2 separate regions of the Homo sapiens genome follow, and region 2 is linked to region 1. Evidence: chromatin loops called from intact Hi-C (ENCODE). Cell type or tissue: tibial artery. All regions are shown on one strand.

Region 1 (8,000 bases):
TCTGTTCCAGCTCCTCTATGTGTCCCTCCTGGGGATCAGAGGGCTTTCTAGCTCCCACTCTGATGAGCTGTCATTCTTAAAACATCTCTGTAGTGCCCACCAGAACCAGTGAGCCAAGATCTTTGGCGAGTGTACAGCTGCTCAGAGCCTCAAGCTTTACCTCTGTAAAATGGGTTCAGCACATTGTCAAGAGATCAAATGGGCAGATATGTATATATATGCTATATATATGTTATATACAAACTATGATATAATATACAATGATTATATAATATATATAAGCTATACATAGCTTGGGACAATGCCTGTTATTTAGAAAGCACTGAAATGTTTGCTATCATTAGTACATTCTCTCTTTTTTGCTTTCATTGCTTGTTGATACCAGTGTGCACACCATGTAGAAGACTTTTTTGGATGGGGTCTGCTGAGAAAGTAACCTCTCCTTCCGAGAAAGAATGTACTGTACCCTAGTAAGTCTTAACCTGAAAACAAAAAAAGAGTAAATTATTCCCATTATGGTGGACCTGACTAAAGCAGAGTTTGGGGCCTTGTACACGACCTCCGACTTGGGGAGCCAACTGTCTAGAGGCTCCACCTGAAGCCAGGCCTGGCTGACAGAGGCCTCTCAGCTCCTTGCTTATGACGACCCTTACCTTGAGTGCCTGACCTCCTGACAGCCTCATTGATTCCTGGAATTTGGTGCCAACTCTCCACTTTCTGCAAGTCTGCAGGGGTTGGAGTGAGTAGTGGCAGATTTTATTAAACTATAGTCTTAATATGGTGGTGCTGAAGATGACAGGCCTCAGGGGCTGGGACGGCAAACTTCTCTCCAGCCTTCAGAGCTAAAAGTTTCCTATCTGGCATTGGGCCAGCGCTAAGAGAATCAGGAAAGTGGCGAGCCATGGAAATGCTTTGCGTCTCTGCCAAAGAAAAGTTTTGACCAGAGTTTTCCATGCAGGATTGGTGTGTGGGTGTGCATGCACACGTATGCATTCGGTAACATCTGATTCAAGAAGAAGCCAAACCGTAAAACAAAAACAGAAGTCTCACTAGGCCAAGGGGAAGAAGGGTCAGAGTGCAATCCTGGCCCACTAAACCCTCAGGACAGATCTAGATGGAACCTGGATCCCAGGAGCACATGCGTGGCACTTGGAGAGGCAGCAGAATGAGAGGAAAGTTTTGAATTGCTGGTGGAAAAGAGGCAATGGAATTATACTTAGGGAAAAAAGCTTTTCAAATAAGACACATCTGCCAGAAGAGAAGCCAGAGCAAGGGTGGGGACATGGGGAGGGCAGAGAAGGAGTCCAGGCCGAAATAAGCATTTCTGAGCTTATCCTGAAGGAGAGGGAGTGGTTAGCTGCATCACCCAGTTCAGCTCCCTCATTTTAGAGGTTGAGAGGCAAGGCCAGTGAGAGGCTGGGCTTGGCCTTTGAGGCTATGCTCTCCGCACATCTTGCTGCTTCCTTCCCTAAGATGTGATTCTTGGTTGGGGAAGTGCTTACCTTGACCTCCCCACCCTCACCCAGCATGACTCCAGCGGGGACTCTTACGACAACATGCAGCAGTAGCAAGGAACTGAATATGGTCTGTGAGGAGGCAGGGTGAGGGTGGAGCCTTTGGCAAAGGAAAAAACAGAGTCAGCTGTGCTTGGATCACCCTCACCCCTAGAAAATCATCACTCAGACTAACGTGACTTGTCTGCACCTCGCTTAGCAACTCTAACCATTCCCAGGTTGCTGAATGCTGTCCTGGTGTTTCAGCCCCCTGGAGATGTAAATGAATCCTTTGGATGACTTTTAGAGAAAAGCAATAAACATGTTGGGGTACTGGAAGAAAAGACAAAAGGGACCAGAGGGTGGGAGCTGAATCATTAGGTTTTAGGTATGCAGAGGCTTTAGAATGGGAGAAGACCTTTCAAGTTGTAAGCACCCAAGGGCCAGAAGAGGAAAGGACAAGTTTTAAATGGAATATGCCCAGTTGCAGACCCAAGAAGACTGGCTCAAATTGCTGTTCCCTTCTTGCCTGTTGGGTCCTGGTAAGGTCTTTTTCCTAAACTAGCTGTGATAAGCAGCTTATAGCTCATATCCTGTTATCTTTATCCTAGTTTTAAACATCCCTGCTCAAAGCAAACTCAAGCACTTTGTTTCTCAAGCAGCTGCCTAGGTTGGAATTCTATGGGCCGAAGCTGCCAAGTTTAGCCTCAGTGGGGAAGGCTGGTCAGCGCCAATAGGTGGAACAGCTGGCCCAGACTGTCTCATTCCAGGTCTGGCTGACTGCGGGGGCGAGAGTTGGCATAAAGATGAATTTGTCCTTCTGCTCAGGCTGGTGTCCAAATCCTGCAACTCCCCCAGCTTGTCCTTCTTTGGAGAGACCCGTGGAGATGTCCCAAGCTTGGGGCCCCACTGAACCAGGGTGTGTGGCATGTTTCTCATGAGGCTGGCTGAGTCAGCAGTTACATTTGATCTACTGACCCTCCCTCTCCTCTCCTGACTTGGGGTCCAGTAGGCAACCTCACTCCCTGCTAAGACCAGCGAACATGCTTGAGGGATCACTGAGGGGTAGGAGTGTGGACCCTCTGTCTGCTACACACTACACTGTTTCTGCTGCTTCATCCCTTGGGTCAATATGGGTGGCTTAAAGAATTCAGGAAAAGGTGAGTTCTTGGATTTCACTTGGAAGGAAGGAAAGAGTTGGCTGGACTGATTCTAATGCTGGTGCACTAGGGAGAAGGGGAGCCAGGAGGAAGGCTGGGGACCCTGAAAAGGTGGAGGACCAATGGTGAACGTGCCTCTAGGGTCTCCTTGGAAAAGAAGTCAAACTTACTGGATAAACTGGAATTGCCAGGACAGCAGGTCTAAGAGGCCAAGCTAGGTCTTCATTCAAGAGGATTAACTCATTTGTGTCCAACCAGATAACTTAGACTCTCTGTTCTAATTGGAATTGACTCTTGTGATTGCTAATCCAGTAATGGATCAAGGACTCTGCACTTCAGCCGTGGGTGCCTACAGGGTCAGGGACAAGTCCTTGACAGGCAGAAGGAAGATCTCTTGGCCAGGCCCTTACCATGAGCACCTGACCTCATGGCAGGTGACAGCCTCTTGGATTCCTGGAATTCCTGGTGCCAGGTCTCCACTTTCCTCAAGCTCCAGCGTTCCCACCTTCAATGTTTAGAATAACAGGAAACTCTAAGATGATCTATGGGTAACTAAGGGCAAAACTGCTCTGTGTGTGTCTGCAGTCCATAGAGGCCACACTGTGGCCCACAGGAACAGTGCCTCCTCACCTGTGTGCCACTATCCTGCAAGCTCCATCCATTGGAGCAGCCAGTCCAGGAAAGGGAGTTTCTTGAGCCCTGCAGTTCTCCTTCCCTTCATTCACTCCCTGCTGCCCATGCTGAGGACGCTCCGGGCTCTCCTGGCAGGCTTGCATCCTCCCCTGCCCAAACGCCCTCTTTCCCCTCCTCCCCTCAGGCCAACTAGCCCCAAACAGCAGGCGCAGGAGCCCAGGTTGTTGCAAAGTTGGGGTGGAGGGAAAACCTGAGCCCAGCGCACATCCCTGGACCCTTGCCAAGCCCACAGTTACAAGGTCTTTCTTCTTCTTCTCAGCCCCCACTGTGACTTTAGGGGTCAGGAGGGGTTCAGCTGCCCAGTTTCCCAGACTGCTTCAAACTTACTCCCCTGAGGAAGCATTGCTGGGGTGAGGGTGCCACTCTCTGCCAGGGACAATGGGATCAGAGGGCAAGAATAAGAAGTGTCTTCCCGTCATTCCTGCTTTCTTGTGACCTAATGAGCTTATTCTGGCTCTAAACTGTCTCCCTGAGCCCTGAGTCCCTTCCTGGTGCCAAGAAACCTCTTCCCCTCATGCTCTGAGTCACAGCTTAGTTGTCTTAGAAGAGCAGAAGTAGGAAGTCAGAGAAAGACGAGGGCCTCGGTGGGGTGGAAAGTGGGGGTCCCAGAGAGCATGAGGTAGTAGGAAGAATGTGATGTTTAATCACAGTGTGATGCTTTGAGGCATGGGCCAAGTCACTTTCTTCTTCTGACCTTGAATTTCTTCATCCACAAAGTTGCGACGAGGCTTACCTTGCAATGCTCTCCTGTGGATTAGTGAAAACATACACAAAGCACCTAGCACAATGCCCAGTAGGAACTGGGTAGAAAGAGCAGCTGTTATTGTCATCATAATCCTGTCTTTTTTCAGGTCCAATGACCTGTTGACTTTGGCTCCACTGCCATGATACTGTCCTTAAGCAAAATGTCGGGGACAAATAGAGGTAGAAAGTACTGGTGACTTCTCCAAAAATGTCATCTCTTCCTCCCTCTCTGCGTTTATGAGAACATAAATAGAAATGAAGCTCAGTGTTGTGAAATTCAGGGTTCCTTTTTTGCCCTAAATACTTCCAAATAAAGCCAGCCACAGGAGCTGCTCCACAGAGCTAGGATTCAAAAACCAGAAGCTGGTGAGGGGAACGGAGTGGCAGCAGCTGGAGGGAGCCCGAGGCGCTCCCAGCCCTGCTTCCCCTCCCAGCTGCCAGCCAGGCGCTCACAGTGACCTGCCCAGTCTGTCCCAACACTGCCCGATTCACTCTCACCTCTAGCCTGTTGAGCAGGAGTATGGCTTTCACTTTAAGAAAAGCCAATTATGAGAAATCCAAACTTAGGAAACCATAACGAGGACAAAGGGATTCACATGACATACAAATGGGTTCTTTGCAAAAGACTTCTGATGATGCCCATCTGTTGTGTAAAAAGAGGCACCCTTGGGTGTAGGGATCTAGGGTAAACTCTGAGTGAGTCCTTTAAAAAGAAACGACTTCTCGTCAGTAGACTCACAGTGATGTGATAACCTGAAGGTTTGCTGGAATGATTGATTGTCCCCAAATATAGGAAGTTTCCACAAGAAAGAAATGTTTCAGGCTCTTCTGCTCGTGAGGATTTTATTTTCTCTAGGAAACAACCAGAAGTCAGAGGTAAAAGTTCCTAGCTAATCATTTGAATTCTCCCTTTCCTTTCGTCTCCTTGGTGATTCTGGGTGCTGGGAAGTGTTTTAGGAACCAGTTATTTCCCAGCATCTCCTCCCCAGTCATAAAACACAGAAATGTTCATTACAGGTCAAAGGACTTTGCACCCCAAGACAAAGGAAAGTTCTTGGGAAGTAGTTTCCCTTAATAATCTTTATCCATAAGGGATAAAGAACAACCTCCCTTAATGAGACCAGAATGTTTAAAGGGAATCAGTGCTCTAGAAACAGCAAAGTGACATGAGACAAATAAAAAGAGGAGTCTACCTCTAGCTTTCAGTAGGCACGGTATACCTCGGCACTGATGTACTGAAGCTTTGCCAACCTGGATAGTGAGTGCATTTCAGCTATTATTTCTGCTTGGTAAAATGCATGAATCCATGTGTCCCTAATCTTGTTGCCTGCTGGTAGGGGAAAGATTTTTCATGATCCAGCACAACTCAAAGTAAGTATGCATGTTTCTATGACCCAGCAAACCACTCCTGAACATAAATTCTAGACATTCTCCCCCAGGTCCTGAAGGGGACACATGCCGAGATGGCCATTGTGGGTTTGTGTGTGGTGACAGGGAGCTGGGGGAAATGAGGCATTCATCCCTGTGGGAGTGGACGTGCACACGTGCTCGCAGCCCACCCCCCGGGGGCCACACGGCAGCTGGAAGTAATGGATCAGGAGTACTCCTGGCAACATGGGTGGATCCTAAAAACACGGTGTTGAGTGAAGAGATTAAGACAGAATAATAGCTAAAACACAATAGCATGTATGTGAAATGTACAAATGCATGCAGGCAAAAGAGGAATACACATTTTTCATAAAATGCCATAAAATGAAGGATATACACTACACACACTAGAGTTGTGACCTATGTGGGGAGGAAAATGAGGGTGGGGAGTGGGGAGTTATTTACTATACATAAATAAATCAAGAGAAGAGGTGACCACCCACAACCTTGTACACTCTGTTCGGAGCATAATTATTCGTAATACCCAGAAAGTGGAAACAACCCAACTGTGTCCATCAACTGATGAAGGGATAAGCAAAACGTGGTCTGTCTATACAAGGGGATGTTATTTTTTGCCATAAAAAGGAATGAAGTACTGATTGATGCTACAATATGGATGAATGCTCACATGAGCATTTGAAAACATTATGCTGGCCAGCCACGGTGGCTCATGTCTGTAATCCTAGCACTTTGGGAGGCTGAGCCACAAGGATCACTTGAGGTCAGGAGTTCGAAACAACGTGATCAACATGGTGAAACCCTGTCTCTACTAAAAATACAAAAAAGTTAGCCAGGCATGGTGGTGGGCACCTGTAATCCCAGCTACTTGGAAGGCTGAGACAGGAGAATCGCTTGAACCCAGGAGGCGGAGGTTGCAGTGAGCGGAGATCATGCCACCGCACTCCAGCCTGGCAACAGAGCAAGACTCTGTCTCAAAAAAAAAAAAGAAAAGAAAAAGAAAACATTATGCCAAGACAAAGAAGCCAGTCACAAAAGGACACATATGATTCCATTCATATGAAATGTCCAGAATAGGCAAATCTATAGAGACAGAAAGTAGACTAGCTTTGCCAAGGGTAAGAGGAGGAGTTCAGGGGGAACTTGGGAGTGACTACTAATATAGGGGGTTCTCTTTTGGGGTGATGAAAATGTTTTCAATTTAGATTGTAGCATCATTGTAACAACTACTTAGTAAATAAATTAAAAACCATTGAATTGTACACTTTAGATGAGTAAATTTTATGGTATATAAATTATAAATTATATTTCAGTAAAGATACTTAAAGTTGGCTGCAGTGGTGTGTGCCTGTTACCCCCATCACTCAGGAGGCTAAGGCGGGAGAATCATGCCTCTTGGGCTTGAGTTTGAGACCAACCTGAGCAACATAGTGAGATCCCTTCTCTATTTAAAAAAATAAATTAAGATGTCTAAAAAGAAAAACCGAGAAGAATGAGATAGGATGCTCACGTGAGTTGCCCTTGGGTAATTCCTCTTTGTGCTTCTGGTTTCATATGGGAACTGGGTTTCACCTACCTTAACCCTGCCCATGGCCATTGCCCTCAAATGATGCACACTTGCCTCTGGTCCTTCAGGCTTGAACACCAGCACTGGCCAAGGGCTCCCTGAAATGGACTCAAAGCTGACTCCAGGGGTGGACTGACTGGCTAACTCCATAGCTACCAGCTACCAGACCACTTCCTCCTCTCCCTAAAGACACTCATGGCCAGACTGTGTTGGAGGCTTTTCTCACAATGGAAGTTGGAAGGGACATTCAGGGCCTTTGGTATTCTGTTAACTGAACATAAGTTTGTTATCAGCAGTGTGAGTATAAGAAGGTATTTGTTTCCTTTCTGATTTTGCCAGTACCAGCTGTGACTTTATTTTTGAGACAGAGTCTTGCTATGTTGCCCAGGCTGGAGTGCAGTGGCTATTAACCGATGTGATCATGGCTTACTATAGCTTTGAACTCCTGGACTAAAGTGATCCTCCTACCCCAGCCTCCCAAGTTTTTGGGACTATAGGCATATACCACTGAACCTGGCTAGCTGAGTGACTTTAAAATTCCACCTAACTTCTCTGAGCCTCAGTTCCTCTCTCTGGAAAGTGGGCATAAAATTAACTGGAGCAGTTCGGGATAGTAAATGAAGTAATATACATGAACTCACCTAGCAGTGTACCTAACTCATAGATGACACCTGGTAGGTATTTGCTGAAGCTACCTTTCCAAAACCTAATCTGCTCCTCCAAACAGACAACTAAAAACACCAATGTAATATTGAGTTTGGGGAAATTGGTAGAAGGGTCCAGATAATGGGAAGTAAAGTCTTCATCTTAACTGGAATTCTACTATGTGCCAGTCAGTGTTGGGTGCTGGGAAAACGAAGATGAATAAAATGATTTTCTGAGCCAGCTATCTTGGGTACAAGAGACAGAAACCCAGCGTAAACTGGCAGCAGCTGGAAAGGGAGTGTATGGCTCCCT
Region 2 (8,000 bases), 96 kb after region 1:
ATGAGCTGTTTCCTCTTTCTCTCCCTCCTCACTCTGGCTTCCTCTCCTGTAGTGGAGGACGGTGGGGTGGTTTCTCCATAACAGTCTGAGTAAAAAGGCTGGGCCCCTGGGATTGGGCCAAGTCATTCCCTTGTGTCTTCCTAGAAAGGGAAAAAGAGAGTCGGCTGGCTCACTTCCTTCCGGGGAAACCAGCGCCTGAGTCACCCTGGAGTCAGGGCCCAGGGAGGAGCCTGCCCGTCACCCCGTTGCCTCTGGCCATGGGTGGCGCTTCCCTGCCACTGTTTCTCAAAGGGCGGGGGGCCAGGGAAGGCCTGTGCTATCCAGCTGCCCTGCCGTTCGTCTGCCTTCGTCGCTTCTTGGGAGAGTTTCTTGGCCTTCTGCAGGCAGGCTGGTGCTGGTGGCAAGGAGGGCAGGCAGGTGATAACATTGCCCCCCTCTAACTGGAGGTCTTAAACACCCTCCTGAATCACAATTTGAAATGTTTTTGATTTACAAGTCTTCAATATCTGTTTTGTTTTATGATAAAAGTTTGACATGCTTAGGGCCGGACGTGGTGGCTCATGCCTGTAATCCCAGCACTTTGGGAGGCCAAGGCAGCCAGATCACAAGGTCAGTAGATCCAGACCATCCTGGCTAACACAGTGAAACCATGTCTCTACTAAAAATACAAAAAATTAGCCAGGCGTGGTGGCGGGTGCTTGTAGTCCCAGCTACTTGGGAGGCTGAGGCAGGAGAATGGTGTGAACCAGGGAGGCGGAGCTTGCAGTGAGCCGAGATCATACCACTGCATTCCAGACTGGGCGACAGAGTGAGACTCCGTCTCAAAAAAAAAAAAAAGTTTGACATGCTTGTGGTAAAATAAAAAACAACTCCCCACAGGTAACACTGTTATTTTTCTATACCACAGATTTTATATGTTTGATTTATATATATATATATACACACACGCATATATATTATGGTAAAAGATACATAATATGATATTTACCATTTTAGCCATTTTGAAGTGTACGTACAGTTCAGCAGCATTAAGTACATGTATGTTGTTGCGTAACCATCACCAGCATCCATCTCCTGAACTCTTTTTTTTTTTTTTTTTTTTTTTTTTGAGACAACAACTCACTCTGTCACCCAGACTGGGAGTACAGTGGCACAATCTCAGCTTACTGCAACCTCCTCCTCTCGGGTTCAAGTGATTCTTCTGCCTCAGCCTCCCCAGTAGCTGGGATTACAGGCACCTGCCACTATGCCTGGCTAGTTTTTGTATTTTCAGTAGAAACGGGGTTTCATTATGTTGGCTAGGCTGGTCTCGAACTCCTGACCTTGTGATCCGCCCACCTCAGCCTCCCAAAGTGCTGGGATTACAGGTGTGAGCCGCAGCGCCCAGCCCCATCTTCTGAACTCTTTTCATCTTGTAAAACTGAAACTCTGTACCCATGAACAATTCCTGACCCCCAGTCCTGATAATTCCATTCTACTTTCTGCCTCTATGAATTTGACTACTCTAGGGGCCCCATGTAAGTGGAATCATATAGCATTTATTCTTTTGTGTCTGGGTTATTTTCACTTAGCAGAATGTCTTGAAGGTTGGTCCATGTTGCAGCATGTGTCAGAATTTCCTCCCTTTTTAAGGCTGAATCATAGTCCATTGTATGTATGACCATGTTTGGTTTCTCCGTTCATCTGTTGATGGACATTTGGGTTGTTCCCCCCTTTTGGCCGTTGTGAACAGTGCTGCTGTGAATGTGGGTGTACAAATACCTGTTTGAGTCCTTGCATTTAATTTTTTTGTGTATATGCTCAGAAAGTAGTACTGCTATATTTTATGCTGTTACTGGTTGTGCTTCTCAGGCACCTTGGGTCCCCTGGGCAGTGTTGACAGGTCAGCAGAGGGCTTTGGATACCACCCCTTCCCCCTGCCAGCGCCAGGCCTGCCACAGTAGCTGTCTGCAGAGGCTAGGGCTGGCCTGGCCATTTGGGTCCCCGAGGGCACACTGTGGAGCTGCAGAGCTAATGAAAAGTTTTGGAATCTTGTGGTGCAGAAGGGCCTTTTTGGGCCAGGTCCCCACCCTTCCTTCCTCCTGACCTCCTCGTGTTTTGGACTTGGGGAAGGGGGATGCAGCTTCTGGGAGCCCTGGGGAGGCACGGGGACCCCGAGCTTACTTTGGGACCTAGAGGCCCATTCTTCTTATGACCTCCCCCACCCCTGCCTCCAGTTCTTCCTGTCCTGGGCTGTTTTTCTCTCCGAGGCTCTCCCAGAGGGTTAGTGTGAAAAAGATTTTTGGCCCGTTAATTACAGAGACTAATGCAAAACTTCCTAGCTTCCTTTGGAGGAAAATTCTATTTCTTGCTAACAGAGCAGGAGCTCCTGTCCTGATGCCTGCTTTCACCAAGTTGGGCCCCAGAGCAGCTCCTCGCTAGAGCCCTGTGCACAGCTGACTGGTCTCTGTGGGCTCACTGGTTCGAGCTTCATTATGAGCTGCTTTGACCCCCTGGCAGAGATCTGCACGTGGCTGTCTTTTGGGTGCCCCGTGCGCCTCAGGAGGCAGTGTGTCTGTTCTGTCAGCTAGATCACAGCTCTCTGAGAGCAGAGCTGCTGGTTGTTTTTCTTTGTGGCCTGGTAGTGGCTGGTCTGGTAGCCTGTACTTCCTGGATGCCCAGTTACAGAGAAAGAGAGGCCATGAAAATAATTTGGGATTTGGCATTGGAGAACTCCTGGCTTTTGGTTTGGGGCCTGCTCTTTGCTAGCCGGCTTACTTAACCCTCTCGAGCCTGTTTTTCCGTCTCTAAAATAGGGATCAGAAAACCTTACTTCTTTTTTTTTTAAGATGGAGTCTTGCTGTTTTGCCCAGGCTGGAGTGCAGCGGTGCAATCTCGGCTCACTGCAACCTCTGCCTCCCGGGTTCAAGCCATTCTCCTGCCTCAGCCTCCCAAGTAGCTGGGATTACAGGCGCTCGCCACCATGCCCGGCTAATTTTTGTATTTTTAGTAGAGACGGGGGTTCCACCATGTTGGTCAGGCTGGTCTTGGACTCCTGACCTCAGGTGATCCACCCACCTTGGCCTTCCAAAGTGCTGGGATTATAGGCGTGAGCCCACCGCACCCAGCCAGAAAACCCTACTTCTTAATAAGCTTGTTGTGAAGAGTAAATGGGGTCATTGTTATAAAGTGCGTAGGTAAGTGTCAGTGAATGTCAGCTTTTGTCACCGTTGTGCCTCTGCTAAGTGGAAGGGCCTGGGGGGGACTCCCTGCAGAAGGCCAACTTCCTAGGACCTCTGTGTGCTTTCTGTCCATCCAAGCCCTACTCCCCTGGGAGAGGCTGCGTGTGAGGTTGTCTGGTTGGGTGGCAGCAGCTTCCCCTGCAGAAGGAAACTGCTTCCTCCCCAGGGAGATGGGAGTTGCTAAACTCTGGCTTGGGCCGGCTGTGTGCTCTAAGCAGGGATTATGTGCGTGTGTGATGAGGGCGGTGCCTTGGGCTTCATTCCAGATACACCGTGTTCTCTGACCTCGCACTCCCTTCCTTGGAGCCCCTCACTCCAGCACCAGGCATTGTGGCTCAGAACTCCCACTGCTCCGGATTGCTATTTGACAGTTTCATAGGTGGGTCCTACTTCCCTTTTTAGATGATAGGCTCCAGGACCTCCATATTCCTCATATTTGGGGACAGAAAATAAGAGCTTCTCTTTCCATGCAGTAGGATGCCCCTTTCTCCTGTGGGATGATTGGGACCGGCCTGTCCAGGCTTGGGGGAGGGAATAGGAACGGGAACCCTGCTTGGAGCTGCATTCTGTGTTCGGCCCCTCCCTGCAGAAGACTTCACCTTGCAGAGACTGCAGAGTGTTAGGGAGAACCCAGCTTTGGAGCCAGCAGCACTGGTGTGGAGGCAAGCTCTGCTGTCTGACTTGCTGTGTCCTTGAGCTGGTCCTTATTCTGAGCCTCAGTTTCTTCCTCTGTAAAAAGACAATCTGTCTTGCAGAGTTGTTGCCGAGACTAAATGAGATGATGGATGTAAACCACCCAAGCTGGCATCCCATACCTGGTAGGCTCCCTAAGTGTGTTGTTATTTTGTGTGTGGATGGGCCAAGGGGTGCTTTTAGCGAACCATTCTTCTCCACACAGAGGTGTGGTGAGACAGACTTCCTATATACATTTCTGTAGCCCAGAGTTGCCCAAACTTGCCTGATTATAGGATTCACATGGAGTACTTGTTACTTGTTAAAATACCAATCTGTGAGTCCCATCCCAGAACTCCTGAACCAGAATGGTGGTTGTTGGGGTGAGGGGTCTCTACTTTTAACCTTTTTTATAATCGGGCCAGTCTGGGAAATGCCGTTTCCCTCAGATTGCTCTGCCAGTTGCTGTGTCATTCCATCTTCACGGGGGCCCATTGGAATGAGACAAGTATGGCCCCTTGGAAAGTGGGAGACTTTGCAGGTGAGACTGAAGCTTGAAGGGGCTGGCCTGAGGCCCTGAGCTCCTTGTGGTGGAAGCAGATTTAGAACTGAGATCTCCCAGTGATGTGTGTCCATTGTGCCTGCAAACATTCCACTAAAGCATGGAAAAGGTGAAGGTGGGGATGGAGAGAGATGGAGTGACAGGAAGGAGGTGAGGGCTGAGGGCCTCCATGATGGCCTTGGGAACCTGCAGAGACTAAGTGGGGGATGGATGGTGGGACAGAGCCCTGAGCCCCACTAGGATGCTTCCCCAGGTGTGCCTTCTGAAAACCAGGGCCCCAGTGAGCATGTGGGGCCTTGGGCTTCTTAGAACCACTGGGAATCCACAGGTGTCAGAGCGTAGGCGCGGTCTTAGGCAGCATGGACCCAGCGGGAGGGGCTGGGACTCCTCCTCAGGGCTGCTGGTGGAGTCCTGGAAGTCCTGTGGGTAGGACTTCTGCCACTTCTCCCCTCTTCCTCTGCCTTTTTTATTGGGCTGGGAAGTTTTCTAGAAGCACAGGCAGGGCTGGCTCCCTTGTTCAGATAGGGAAGTTGAGGAATAGGTATTTCCAGGGTCAGCTGATGATGCCAGGAACTGGGGTCCCACTGCCTTGTCTGCTTCCTCCTTCTCAAAGTTGGCCTGGTCCATTAGAGAAAACCCCTTTTAGGTCCTTACTATGTCATCCTTTCCAGTTTACCCTTAAGAGGCCCTTAAGGAGGATTTCAACCTCTGCTGGGCCCCACCCCCAGAGGGTGACTTGATTGGTGGTGGTGAGGTGGGCTGGTGGGCTGGTGGGCTGTGAGCGGAGGGGCCCTGTTACGGACAGTTGTGAGAGTGTGGCCGGGGCACGGTGACCTGCTGCCAGGCCCTGGGGAGAGTCACGCTGACTGAGCCTGTGGTTGAAAGTGTGTGACTGCCACCGCGGGTGGAATTCTGGCTCCTGCATCTACTGTTCGCTGTGACCTTGAGTGGCTGTGAGCTCTTGGCCTCGGTTTTCTCATCTGTAAAATGAGATGCCTTCTGGGGTGGTTAAGATTGATTGGGTTGACACTGGTAGAACACTTGGGGCAGTGGGTTGGGAGTGACATCCTGATCTCTGAAGCTCTTCCACTCAGACCTTTCAATTAGATCTGCAGCCTCAGGACTTTGGACCTTTGGGGACTGCTGTGAACAGCGAGCTGCCCCAGGTGTCTGGGCAGGCAGGGAGTATGGGTGCAAAGCTGTGGCCTCTCTGCCTGTTCCTCCTTCTGTTGGCTCAGGTCTGAAAATCTGGGTGTGGCCTCTGCCCCTCCTCCCCGTCTCTCCTGAGTATCTCTTGTATCCACCTGCTTCTCCCTCTCCTACACTGCCACCCTGGACTGGCTCCCTTTGTCTCTGGCTGGGACCTTTTCGTGATCTTGTGCTTGGTCTCTTTTCAGCCACTCTTTTCCATCTCTGATCTGCCCTTCCCATGGCATTTAGAGGTCTCTTTCTAAGATGCAGGTGGAATTATGTAACCAGCATCTGATTGGCACTCCCAGCCCAACTCAGCCCGCCACAGCCCCATTTGTTTCTTTCAGCTAAAATAAAATGTCTTCGGTGACTTCCACTGCTCTCAGGAGAAACAACAGCTGCAGGAACCCGAACACCCATGTGGCTAGTTGATCTCCAGTCTCTGGCACCCTCTTCTTCCCTCCTGCACTGTGACTTTTTTTTTTTCAGTTTTTTGAACAGACCTTACTCTCTTTTCTCTGGGGCCTTTGCTGTTTGTTTGTTTTCTTCTTCTTCTTCTTTTCTTTCTTTCTTTCTTTCTTTTTTTTTTTTTTGAACCGGAGTCTTACTCTGTTGCCCAGGCTGGAGTGTAGTGGTGCAATAGGCTCACTGCAACCTCCGCCTCCTGGGTTCAAGCGATTCTCCTACCTTAGCCTTTTGAGTAGCTGGGATTATGGGCACGTGCCACCACACCCAGCTAATTTTGTATTTTTAGTAGAGACAGGGTTTCACCATGTTGCCCAGCCCCACACACGCGTAGGGTGACCTACAGCTACCTGCTCCACACACGCATAGGGTGACCTACAGCTACCTGACCCACACACGCATAGGGTGACCTACAGCTACCCGCCCCACACACGTGTAGGGTGACCTACAGCTCTGCCTATACCTGTTATGCTGGTGTAATTATTAGTAGACCCCCTGGTGCCTTGGTTTGGATGACAGGTTATGTGGGCCCCCTTCACATTTACGAACTTTTCATCTAATACTCCCCAGCCTTATAGATTCACTGACTCCCTTGGGGCAGTGATCAGACACACTGCCCCCCTACAGCCCCCCAGGATCAGTTCAGGGTCCTGTTTTAGCCTTATGCCTTCCAGGACCTTTCCTATAGGCACTGGATCTTAGTGTACAAAAATACACGCATTGATAAAATCTTTGCTTATTGTTTGTCTTCTCCATTAGACTGCAGGCTCCATGACTTAGGACAGTGCCTGTATTTGCCCACGATGTAACCCTAGTCCCTGATACAGAATGAGTGCTCAGTAAGAATTTATGGAAGGAAGGAATGAATGAATCTGGCTGCAGCTGTCTGGCAGGGGAGGCCTGGAGCCTGGGCGAGTCTGTAGAATCTGCAGTGGCCTGCGTGAGGGAGGCTGCCAACATCGGGCCAGTCCAAGCCCTAGCAAGCCAGTTGCCCACACTCTGGCACACATCATCGGCTTGGTGGCCCCTTTAATTATTCATCGGTCTTTCTCAATGGCCTTTGTGTTCAGAAACCCAAGACAGAATTCAAACCCTCTTTCCATCTCCCTAAAACTGAGACCTGGAAGAAAAACCTGCTGGCCCATTCTGCATCCCCAGGGGGCCAGCAGGTCCACAGCCTCCTCTCGTGGCTGGCTTTAAGCGTTGAAGTGTCCTGGGCTGCCCTGTGGCTCTCCTCCCCAGTCCACTGGGCTCAGGGACTGCCTGGGCACAGCTGAGTGGGTGCCCGTGTGGCTTGAGACTGAGCAGGGACTGGTGCAGGCTGGTGGGCAGAGCTGGATGAGTCCCCATCATTCCCCAGCCTGAACGGAGTCTGAAGGCTGGCCTGGAAGAGTTTAGCCTCCCAGCAGAGTGGAGCAGGCTCAGGCTTTGACCGACCTAGTTCACACCTCAGTTCTGCCTCTTGCCAGCTGTGTGACTGTGGGGAACTGGCCCTTGGTGTCCTGTTCCTTTGTTCCTTTAACCTAGAATTGTTGAGTGGACTTGCTGAGATGGCGCATGCCTCGTGGGTGATGATAACAGTGAGTGAGCACTCACTGAGGGTTATAATGGTAGCCAACATCTTTGAGCAACCCTAGGATATGATTCCCTCTCCTTCCCTCACCTCCCCTTGGGGCTCCCTGAAGTCCACGTTGCCATCAGTGTCCCCATCTTGAAACTGAGGATGGAACGCTGATCTTTCCTTTCAAGGTTGGGGGGAGGGGGCTGGGGAGCCGAAAGCACCCCAGGGCTGCCCTTGCTGCAGTGTCTGAAGTGAAGCCTAGGAGCCCCGGTGCTGGTGGGCAACAGCAGGCGTGGATCTCTCTGATCTTTGAAGAGGACTGTGAATA

The links. Hi-C counts contacts between places; a loop is a spot of excess contacts. Peaks named below come from ENCODE experiments on the same cell type or tissue, not always from the same donor. Only the 100,000 strongest peaks of a DNase experiment are listed, where the experiment ranks them.
Region 2: it touches region 1 in a loop (12-fold over the local background); 6 of 110 quality-filtered maps call a loop at or near these places.

Annotation. Positions count from the first base shown.
Region 1 is chr14:69,039,608-69,047,607 of GRCh38, reverse strand. No RefSeq gene overlaps it. Among named protein-coding and RNA genes, the nearest start is that of ACTN1-DT, 64 kb to the right of the region's middle. In tibial artery, no CTCF peak of the experiment used is centred here; DNase peaks (open chromatin) are centred at 837, 2,257, 4,505, 7,127 and 1 weaker place; H3K4me3 peaks cover 741 bases; H3K27ac peaks cover 8,000 bases.
Region 2 is chr14:68,943,403-68,951,402 of GRCh38, reverse strand. The region is part of intron 1 of ACTN1 (actinin alpha 1); the gene reads left to right. Among named protein-coding and RNA genes, the nearest start is that of ACTN1, 32 kb to the left of the region's middle. RefSeq lists enhancers at 1-31, 32-889, 1-908, 2,766-3,314. In tibial artery, no CTCF peak of the experiment used is centred here; DNase peaks (open chromatin) are centred at 182, 2,517 and 3,400; H3K4me3 peaks cover 2,239 bases; H3K27ac peaks cover 8,000 bases.